Regions from separate parts of the Homo sapiens genome. Here all the other regions are linked to region 1. Evidence: chromatin loops called from intact Hi-C (ENCODE). Cell type or tissue: endothelial cell of umbilical vein. All regions are shown on one strand.

Region 1 (2,500 bases):
AAATCTGCTTCTCCACAGCCTGCTTTTCATCTCAAACCAGACACTCCAGTTTCCGTGAAAAAGCACCACGTGATTCAGGAACTCCCTTTGGACAACACCTTTGTTGGGGGTTGTGACACCCTTTCTAAACGCTCTTCCACTAGTTCAGATCACTTCAGTGCCTCAGAGTGCAGTTCCCAAGGAGGCTTCAAGACAAAGGGCCCCTTACACACCAGACAGGTAAACGAGCACTTTTACTGGTCTATAAGTACTGCATACAAGTGCCCAGTCAACCAGTATTAACGTGCCAGTATGTCTATTGTTTTGGTCTAACTTTAGCTTAGTTAGAAAGAGGTAAAAAAAAACTTGACCCCTTTTCTATTCCTCTGGGGCTCAGTCAAGAATTTTTAGAACAGCTTTGAAATTTCTGAGTTCTGAGAATATTTTCTCCTTTCAGTTTCCTTCAAATGGCAAAAGATGAAAAGAGAAAATTATTCCAAAATGTCCCAAGATAATGTTTGCTGAAGAAGAAAAAACCTGTCCTGATATGCCAAATTCTGCTCCTGGGGGTTTCCAAATTGACTGCTTCAAGACTTTCACCTTACCTTTTGATCTAAAAAGTCACCTTCAAATCTCAAGTTTTCAATGACTTTTGAAGGTGTGACTGCAATTATGTTGCAGCTATGGTTGCTAAAGGGGTTAATTTTTTTTTTAGTCTCTAAACAGGATAGTAGAATATTAAATGTACATCAGCTGTGAAGCACATGATCGTTGATAGATTGCAACTAAGCCATATAGGAAGTCTTCTCTTTGATTTCAAATTATTTTATTGTAATATATTAAATTCGGTACTTAATAGAAAGATTTTTAGTGTCCGCAGTGGCCAAATACTCTTTCAAAAAAAAAAAAAAAAAGAATGCTTGCTGCCTAATATAACTGATTTAAAAAGAAAAGAATGAATCCATTGTAAATATTCTCTCATCTTAGTAATGCATAAGTGATCTGTCATAACTCATTTTAAACTGTGAAATATGCCATATGAAGAGGGATTAAGAGGCTGAGAAACTCATATTTCAACCAAATCCAGAATTAGTTTTTCTTAGGTCTAATAATTCCTTGTTAATAAAGATTTAAATGCAGCGCTGTCTAATTTATTTCACTGGTGCTTGTCTGTTGCCACAAAATTTGAATATCGATAATAGCCTGTAGATGGCACTAGGGTATCATGTCGCTTGTGCTGGCCAGGTGCCAATCCCGCAGTAGCAAGGAGAAGGGGGAGGGAAGGATCAAGCTGGTAGTACAGCCAAAGATACCTTTTATTTAATGATAGTTGCTCTGGAGCAACTAGCATTTAAGTTCATTCGCTTGCTCTTTTGTGATTAGCTCTCAGCACACCAACTTTCTAGGATTTCGTAATGCTAGTTCTGTCTTTGTCGATATGGAGTTCACCTATGGTGATGGCCCATCTGTACTTGTTTATAAATAAGGAACACATAGATTTTAGAAAATCAAGTAAAGCAAAATTAGTTTGCAGAACAGTATCAACAGTTATCATTGATTAGTCTTTGGAGAATCAAGAGTTTTTATTTTCTGAGGGTGGGGTGAAGTAGGATGTTTTATTGAAACAGTTTCCCCCTTACCAACTATCATTTATTGCTCTGGAAGGACTTAAGGCTTCATGGTAATAAAATATTTATAAGAGTAATTTTGACAATGAGTCATACAGATACTCCCAGAACATCAAGTATAATACATATTACCATACAACTAAAATCTCCATTCTTAAAGTAAAATATTAAACAGTAGAGCGTTTTAAAAGTACAAATATTTACAGCTTAAATACACAGGAAGAAAGGACTTTAATCAGTATAGAATTTTAAAGGAGACTATGAGATTATTACATATAAGTCAAAGTTAGAACGACTTAATTTTTGTGTTAACTTTGTTAGTATTTGAAAAGAGGTTGATGTTTTAAAATTTAAAAAATGTTCAGTCTTAGTAAAGGTTTTTAAAAGTTAAATAGTTAACTATGATAAGAAAAGTAATTTATGAAACTAAATGAGTTTGATTAAAAAGTTGCTCTTAATGAACAGAAAGAAAATTTTTTAAATTATTTACTTCTGTTATGGTTACTCACAATACACATGGTATTTTATGATATGCATAATTATGTTGAGAAACTAATATGACTTAAACTTTTTCATGTAAAATCTGACATTTTCTTTCCAAAGAAATGTACTGATATACTTCCAGCATCATCTTTTTTTCTGTCTATACGTGGTGATATTAGCATTGATGTATAGATCCACTTTTTCTGACCTCCCCAAAAGTTGAACCTATATATAGTGTAGTGACATAAATGTTAAGTGCATTTCAGCAAAGTATGCAAGAGATCTTTTCTTGAGGCTTAGTCAGTCATAAAAGTCTTTGTATGATGTAATCTTTCAAATAGGATACTGAGTAATTCTCTAACTGGAACTAAAGTGCGTTTTAGAAATTTCTTGTGACCATGTGTCACTTT
Region 2 (2,500 bases), 76 kb after region 1:
TTTTTTTTTATACAAAGCAAAAATCTTTAACGTAATTTTTCTTCATGGAAGTTGAAATCGTAATTCCTTTGTGATCTTAGGATAACTAGTAATCATAAAAAATCAAATAAAAATTCGTGACCATTAGCAGTATTTACAGTTTTATTTTCCCTTTAATGTTCCTTTCTTTTGTATGAAAGTTGATGTTTTGTTCAGATTTGTTTCCTTCCTTTCCTGTAAATACAATGATAATGATAATCACAATAATAAATATTTATCAGAGCCTAACAATGTGCTGGGCACTGCTTAAAATATCTTATTGAATTCTCATCACACCTTTAAAGTAGGTACTATGACTATAAAGAATTCATAAAGAAAATGAGACTTAGAAATATTGAAATTGTCATATCCAACATGACACGCATAGGAAGTAAAGCAGAATTCCAGCTCAGGCCGTCAGCAACAGGAGCCCATGTCTTTGTTATATTATGCTACCTGTTTTCATACTGATAGGAAAGTTTTCAAGACTCACAAATTCTAGCAGGCCAAGTTTCTATCTTATCATTTTTTAAATGTAATTATTCATCTTAATATTTCTTCAAGAGACCTACAATATCATTGGCATGTAGTCGGTCTATAAGGGCTATGGTGCCATGTAGTAGGTTAGAGCAGGAACTTGAGAGCTCAAATTTGAGCATGAACCTAAAGGTAAGGTAAAAACCTTTGTAAGTTTTGCTCTATAGGTGCCTTACTGTAGTTGCAGCCTTGCAGTAAAAGTTTGTTCATTGGATGATTCCATTCCTACCTAGAACTGGCAAAATCATATAATAGTTTTCCATCATAGGAATCAAAAACTTAATATAATACATCTTTTAAAGATCAAATTAATGTCTATTTGTTAAATTCATCCTGGGACAGTTTTCAGTGGCTATATTTTTGCCATTTAACATGTAGACTGAAACCTTTAAGAATATGAAACATTCAAACCTCAATCAGCTTTTTCTCAGGCTTTTAATGGTTAATAAAAATGTCTTTATGACATGTGTAAAGAACATAGATAAGGACTTCAAAGGACATCGAAGAAAAACATGACTGAAATATAAAATGCTAAGTTTTAAATTTAAATGAATATGTTGATTGATGCAGAAAAGTGGTAATTAAAAAAAAGAAGTTGGCTTCTTTTGCCTTCATCTTCTCATTTAAAATTAAAACTTGCACGGGTGTTCTAACCAAATGCTGGTTATTGCATATAACAAGAAACAACATAATTACTTTTTTCTTTTTTTTTTCTTTCCTGTGACTCATTGCACATGTGCATGTTACTGTTACCTAGGAGAGGAACCAGTGTACATCAGCTGTAAAAATTCAAAGACTATAAGTATTCCTATAATTGGTCCCTAACTGTCTGGGGAAAGCTGCTTCACACAAAGAAATGGTCTTGAAGAAATCTTATTCAGTAGTATATTTCCTTCAAATCACAGAGGGGAAGAAAAATACAAATTCCAATTAATGTAATTTTGCAGGATGAAAAAAAAAAAAGACATGGAGGTAGCCTTAACATCTTAGATACGCTTATAAATTCTCAAAGCCACTGAGACTTAGTGAATTCTGAGGACTTAAAGTATGTTAAAAAGATAGACCTGCATTTAAATGCTGATCTCAACTTTTCACTGGGGACCACTAAGAAGCCTTTCAGAAGAAAAGACCGGGATCAGCAAAACATGAAATCGTTATAGCAGCCGACTTTCTGGGTCTGCTTTATATTACACTTTTGAAAAGGACATTTGTTTAAGGATATGATAGTTTTATCCTGCATGTAATGCATACTCATTTACTGGGATAGGGGGTGGGAAGAGAGGAAGGATGGAATGCTTTGACAGTGAGGTCACATACCAAAAACAAAAAGAGAACTGGCCCATACCCAAGCTATTTCTTAGCAATTTATCTGCAAAGGCATTCTCCTGATACTCATTGAGGGAATGTATAAACAGTGGACATTGTAAATGTGTCCATGAAATACAAAGAAACAATTTTGGCTATGGAAAAGGTAGTAATTATAAGACAGTCCCCAAATTCCCTGGCCTTATTCCAAATGTACTCAGTCTCAGTTATTATTTCTTCTGGTTTTTCAAAAAATATAACTGGATAGGGCACCTTTTTCAAGCTTATTAACACGGCTGTGAACATGAGTCAAAGAGGTCACTTTAATGTAAGGCAAGCGTAGACTCTCTCCAGGGACACTGCAGGCTGCCTGAACAGGAGAGCTGAAGACTGGGCCCTGACTGTTTAGATTGTAACCAAACAGCATGTTGTTGCTATTCTGGTAGATACACATTCCCAGCTTTATATCTGCGATGTGTACTTCCTCTCACATTTCCTCCTGCCCCACTTTCACCTCTGCTATTAAAAATACCCTAAGTAGATATGAATAATTGCAAAGATAAAACCATTTTATTTTTCTGAAAATTATCTCTCATTTGAAAAATGAAGGTCTGATAGAAAGTTTAAGCATCCTAGCATC
Region 3 (2,500 bases), 150 kb after region 1:
TTTTGAGGAACTGTGTGTCAGTTTGAATCCTCCAACAGAAGCAGACACTAAGATGGTAAAAGACCTACAAGGCATTCATTGAAGAATAAAGGGGAAAGAGCTGAAGGAAACAGGGTGAGCCTTGAGATTAATGTGGGTTTCACACTTACAAAAGAAGAGGTGGGCAAGGAAGGATTGGATAGAAAGAGGCTCGGGACTAAGTGCAGGTCTAAGAAAAATTTGACCAGCTGATGGCGCAGCTGGGAGCCACGGTACCAGCACGAATTCCTTGGACACTCAGCCTTTGGTGGGAAGAAGCCCAGGTGAAGCATGGCTTCAGTATTGATGGGTGGCCACTGAAGACAATGGCCACTATGGCTCCTGCAACAGGTTTGAAGGAAATTTGAGTGGCGGATATCCATGGACACCTCAGCCATCTGCAGGAATGCCAAGTAGTTTCCTTTGGCTGGAACGTGTAGAATATAATGCAGGGAAGAAGCTGGAACCACAACATGAGAGGCCTGAAATGGCATGATTAGGAATGTGTACTTCATCAAATGGAAAGATGGAAAAGTTTTAGACTTGTATGTAGAAATATCATTTAGAAAGAATTATCATTTAGGACTATATCTAAATCGATATACATGTGAATTTTTTTTTAATGTGGGCATGTTGGCTGCACAAACCCACTTAATATCTACTCTAGTAATTCACCTGAAAAATGATGACCTCAATGTTAGTGGTAGTTGTTGAAATGCAATGTGAGGGAAACAGATTGACAATAGAATCAAATATTGGGGTGAGATAATAAGGAAATTGAAAGAATGGGAAGAGAAATGATTCCCAAGTTTAAGTCTAGATTTCTTGAACAATGTTGATGTCATCCGTTTATTCATATAATCAACAAATACGTATTCTATTATGTGCCAGATACTATTCTAAACATCAGTGATACAAAGAGACAAAAATGGAATTTACCTTTTAGTGTAGTGAGATTATCAATATCAAGTGGTGATATTTGTAAGAAAAGAAAGTGGAGGGTGTAGAGGAACAAGGAATGCCAGGGAGGTGAGAAGAGTGATTGTTTTTTTAAATAGGGTGATAAGGGACACCTCAGCAAAATGATGGTTGAAAAACAAACAAATAGTTGGACAGGCAGACCAGTGACTATCTGAGGCAAAATAACAAAGGAATCAATAAGGGCAAAGGCCCTGTAAAAGCATGCCTGATATGCTCAGCAGACAGTAAGGGGCCAGAGATTTGGAGAAAAGAGAGTGACAGGGAGGATAGCAGAAAACAATTCCAGAGATTAATGGGCAATGTTGATCAGGGAGTGGGAGCTTTGATTAGGGAGTGGTATTTTTTAAGACAGTGCACAAAATTAAAGGTCATTTTTTGAACAGAAGAAGGCTGTGATCTGTCCTCAGTCTTCACTCTGCTTACTCTTGAGAAGAGACCATAGATGAGCAAGTTCAGAAACAAGGCAACCTTATGCAAAATTCTTTCAATACTAGGCAGAAGATGTTAGCAATGAGCGTGGTGGGAAGAGTTCAGATTTTGTATATATTAATCACACATAATCAGACGTTAAAAACTGCTTCCCTGCCATTATTAGCCATATTTACTTCTCAAAGTTTGTAGCAATGGTAATAAACATATGTGTTATGTTACTTCAAATAGGAAAATTAAACTATATTGTGCATTCCATTGAGTGGGGCCGGTGATCTGTTTGGAATAAATAAAATATATCATTCTTCTTCCAGTAGTCTTCAGAAAAATAGCTCGTTTCACAAAATTTTATTATTACTTCTATTAATAGTTTTCATAGAAATTACAGAAGACTTTGCAGATGCTGATTCATTTGTGGAAAATGTGATTTCCCTTCCTCATAGTTTAGCTCTTGATTTAAGTAATGCTTCAGTGGAGAAGTCTTTCCTGACAGAGAGCCCACATCACAGATTTCCATATCACCACTTAGTCCTCCCACGGCCCTCCTTATGTTACCTGCTGTGACACTTATTTTTTGCAAATCTTGTGATTTAAACTTCTCTCTTCTCTTTAGCTGAGTAGCCCTTTCTACTGAATGAAACTTCTTCTTCGGCTTTATTATACAGCTATTTGATTTACCAATTAATTACGCATGTTTATAGTTATTCACATATTGAAAAGACATAGATAGCTTCTCATAAATTTATTAAACCTCATCCATTCTCACAAATTCAAATGCTCTACTATGCTAAATCTCCATATAGGAACTCACTCCCAAGTGGAGATTTACATTTATTACTGTCTTTAAGAGATCTGTAACTGAAATAATAACAGTAAAATATTTAGGGCAGTGTCTGGCACATAGAAAGTGCTCAACATGCCTTTCGCCTCCACTCCCATACTATTATTTGGTGATCATACTAATCATTTCTTTTTTGAAATGGTTGAAAGGTTCGATGTTATAAGTGGAGTGCTTGCTTTAAACTATAAACATTTGTTTATTTTAATTTTGATTAAACCTTTGGTATGAAAA
Region 4 (2,500 bases), 1.3 Mb after region 1:
TGCATTTGTCTGATGATTTGTTACACTAAGTTTTTTTTCATATGTCTCTTGGTCATTTGTACGTCTTCTGCTGAAAAATGTGTATTCCTGTCCTTTGACTATTTTTAATGGAATTATTTATTTATTTATTGCTTTGTGTGAATTCCTTGTAAATTCTAAATATTAATCCATGTAGGATGCATAATTTGCAAATATTTTCTCCTATGCTGCAGGTTGTCTGTTCACTATTGGTTATTTCTTTTGCTGTACAGAAGCCAACTGATCTTTGACAAAGTTGACAAACTCATACACTGGGGAAGGGACACCCTTTTCAATAAATGGTGTTCGGAAAAATTGGATTGCTTGCTATATGCAGAAACATCAAACTGATCCCCTATTTCTTACCATACAAAAATTCACTCAAGATGGATTAAACACATGCAGGACCTAAAATGACTAAAATACTAGAAGAAAGCCTAGAAAAACTCTTTGGGACATTTGTCTAGGCAAAAAATAATAATAATAATAATCATGACCAAGACCTTAAAATATAAGCAACAAAAAATTCATAAATGGGAATTAATTAAACTAAATTGCTAGTTTTTGAAAAAGCTGTAAGACCAGACTGTTTTTCTAATGGAGTTTGATGAAGTAAGTCTTGAAAGATTAGTTGGAACCTGATGTTAGGGGGTCTTGGACACTGAGTTTACTTTGGTTTATAGGAAATTTTTCTCTGATATGAAACTATCAAAATTTTTTGAGAAGGTGATTAATATGAGTAAATATTTGTTTTTTTGGAATAATTTGCTCACAAAGTTGATTCAGTCATGTGATAATGTTTCAAACTCATATATGAAATCAGATAGGAGTCTAACACAGAAGGTCTATATTAGTAAGAAATTAAATTTAGTAGAAAACAAATCTCAAATATTGCAAGGTCTCTGAAAGCGGACGACAAAATACCATGGATTATTGGTTGCCAATATAGATTGAAGTGTACATTATTTTTCTAAAATATTTCTGGAAACAAAATAATGTGTATCTATCCATAAATGGAATCACCATACTTACTGTAACATAAGGACACATTAAGAAAGAGTTAACTTCAAAGACTAATGGATTTCAGTGGATAGAAATCAACAGATTTCTACTGAGCAGGACCATTTTCTCATTTTTCCTTTGCCAAGTTCTACAAGACTGAATAATTTAAGGAACTAGATGAGATAGGGAGTTAAGCAACCTGAGTTTTTGGTTGTTTCAAAACAAGCAAAAATGTCATTGCACACTGCCAAGAGGTGTTTCTAAAATGAGAGCCATGAGAGAAAGCAGATCATATGGATGTAAGAAAATAGAAAATAGAGGAAGTTGCGTAAATTGTCATGAGAGAATTGACTTAACAACCACTCCACTTTTATTTCCATTTTAGTTATGTACTTCTTAAGAAGCACATCTGATTTTTCGGTCTTGCTAGACATCATGAGAAAAGCTGTATGAACTCCTGCATCTCCACACAGTTCACCCAGGGGGCGTTCTAAGAGAGAATTTATCCTCCATTTGCTTCTCATCTCCTCCCTCCATTTCATCAAAGTTTCCCTCAATGGGAAATGACTCTCTGTACAGGCTCCCTCATCTGGCCTCTTCAACAACTGCTCTGGGACAGATTCTTTTTTTTTCCTGGAGAACTCAGGCTTTTCATTGTTGAATACTAAAAATTTCAAAGGCTTTTGTATTATTTCTATATTGATATCAAGAGATGCTACAAGCCACTAAGCAGTGTGAAGCCTGATATGTCTGCCTCTCTTCTAAGAATTTGACTTATGTATTTATTCAAGAACAAAGTTGAAGAGCAATTCCCAGGAGTTTGTTTACATTATTTCTGTTAAAATAAAAATCTAAATGTAAGTATGTCAATTAGAAATTAATGTGTGCAAATATCACATTTTTTATTTATTTAAATCAATCTTTATTTGTATCTGATAGTAAACCCACAGAAATTATGGAAAATTATATTTCTATTGTAATCAAAAAGTTTTTCTAAATTATGTCAAGTTTCTAGAATCCTACAGAGAATTAGAACAATTTGCTTTAGGAAATCCCCCTGATCCTTCAGTGTGGGCGCACATTGATTGCCACTGGAATACACAAGGTACAAGCCAGCATGACTGTTTCAGATCCTATGCATCTGGTTTTCTTTTTCTTTGCTTTGAGAATGATAATCTTTTAGAAGATGTCATGCTTCAGTGGTAAACCCCATAGATGCCAAATATTAGGTTGGCACAAAAGTAATTGTGGCTTTTGCCATTAAAAGTAATGGTAAAAACTGCAATTACTTTCGTGCCAACCTAATATTTGTGTGAGGTCTTACAAATTTCCTAAGGTAAGGTCAGAGAACAACGAACAAATCCCATCCTCTCTTTCTGCAGCCCAAGGATCTGCCATTTCTCAGCATGAGTAAACATTTGATTCTTTTTATCTCCATTCTCAAATCGCTTTTCTACATATCTTCTTTATATGAAATACT

The links. Peaks named below come from ENCODE experiments on the same cell type or tissue, not always from the same donor. Only the 100,000 strongest peaks of a DNase experiment are listed, where the experiment ranks them.
Region 2: it touches region 1 in a loop (6-fold over the local background); 13 of 110 quality-filtered maps call a loop at or near these places.
Region 3: it touches region 1 in a loop (4-fold over the local background); 47 of 110 quality-filtered maps call a loop at or near these places.
Region 4: it touches region 1 in a loop (8-fold over the local background); 2 of 110 quality-filtered maps call a loop at or near these places.

The regions. Positions count from the first base shown.
Region 1 is chr13:67,223,124-67,225,623 of GRCh38, reverse strand. PCDH9 (protocadherin 9) reads left to right here. Exons shown (of 5, transcript NM_203487.3): 2 at 1-219. Among named protein-coding and RNA genes, the nearest start is that of PCDH9, 6.0 kb to the left of the region's middle. In endothelial cell of umbilical vein, a CTCF peak has its summit at 1,205 (motif pointing right); a DNase peak (open chromatin) is centred at 1,233; H3K27ac peaks cover 364 bases.
Region 2 is chr13:67,147,220-67,149,719 of GRCh38, reverse strand. All of the region lies in intron 2 of PCDH9 (protocadherin 9), which reads left to right. Among named protein-coding and RNA genes, the nearest start is that of PCDH9, 82 kb to the left of the region's middle. In endothelial cell of umbilical vein, no CTCF peak of the experiment used is centred here; DNase peaks (open chromatin) are centred at 1,289, 1,789 and 2,099; H3K27ac peaks cover 1,946 bases.
Region 3 is chr13:67,075,994-67,078,493 of GRCh38, reverse strand. The region is part of intron 2 of PCDH9 (protocadherin 9); the gene reads left to right. Among named protein-coding and RNA genes, the nearest start is that of PCDH9-AS4, 86 kb to the right of the region's middle. In endothelial cell of umbilical vein, no CTCF peak of the experiment used is centred here; no DNase peak of the experiment used is centred here.
Region 4 is chr13:65,966,165-65,968,664 of GRCh38, reverse strand. MIR548X2 (microRNA 548x-2) reads left to right here and starts at 2,236; the gene lies at 2,236-2,335. In endothelial cell of umbilical vein, a CTCF peak has its summit at 1,550; no DNase peak of the experiment used is centred here.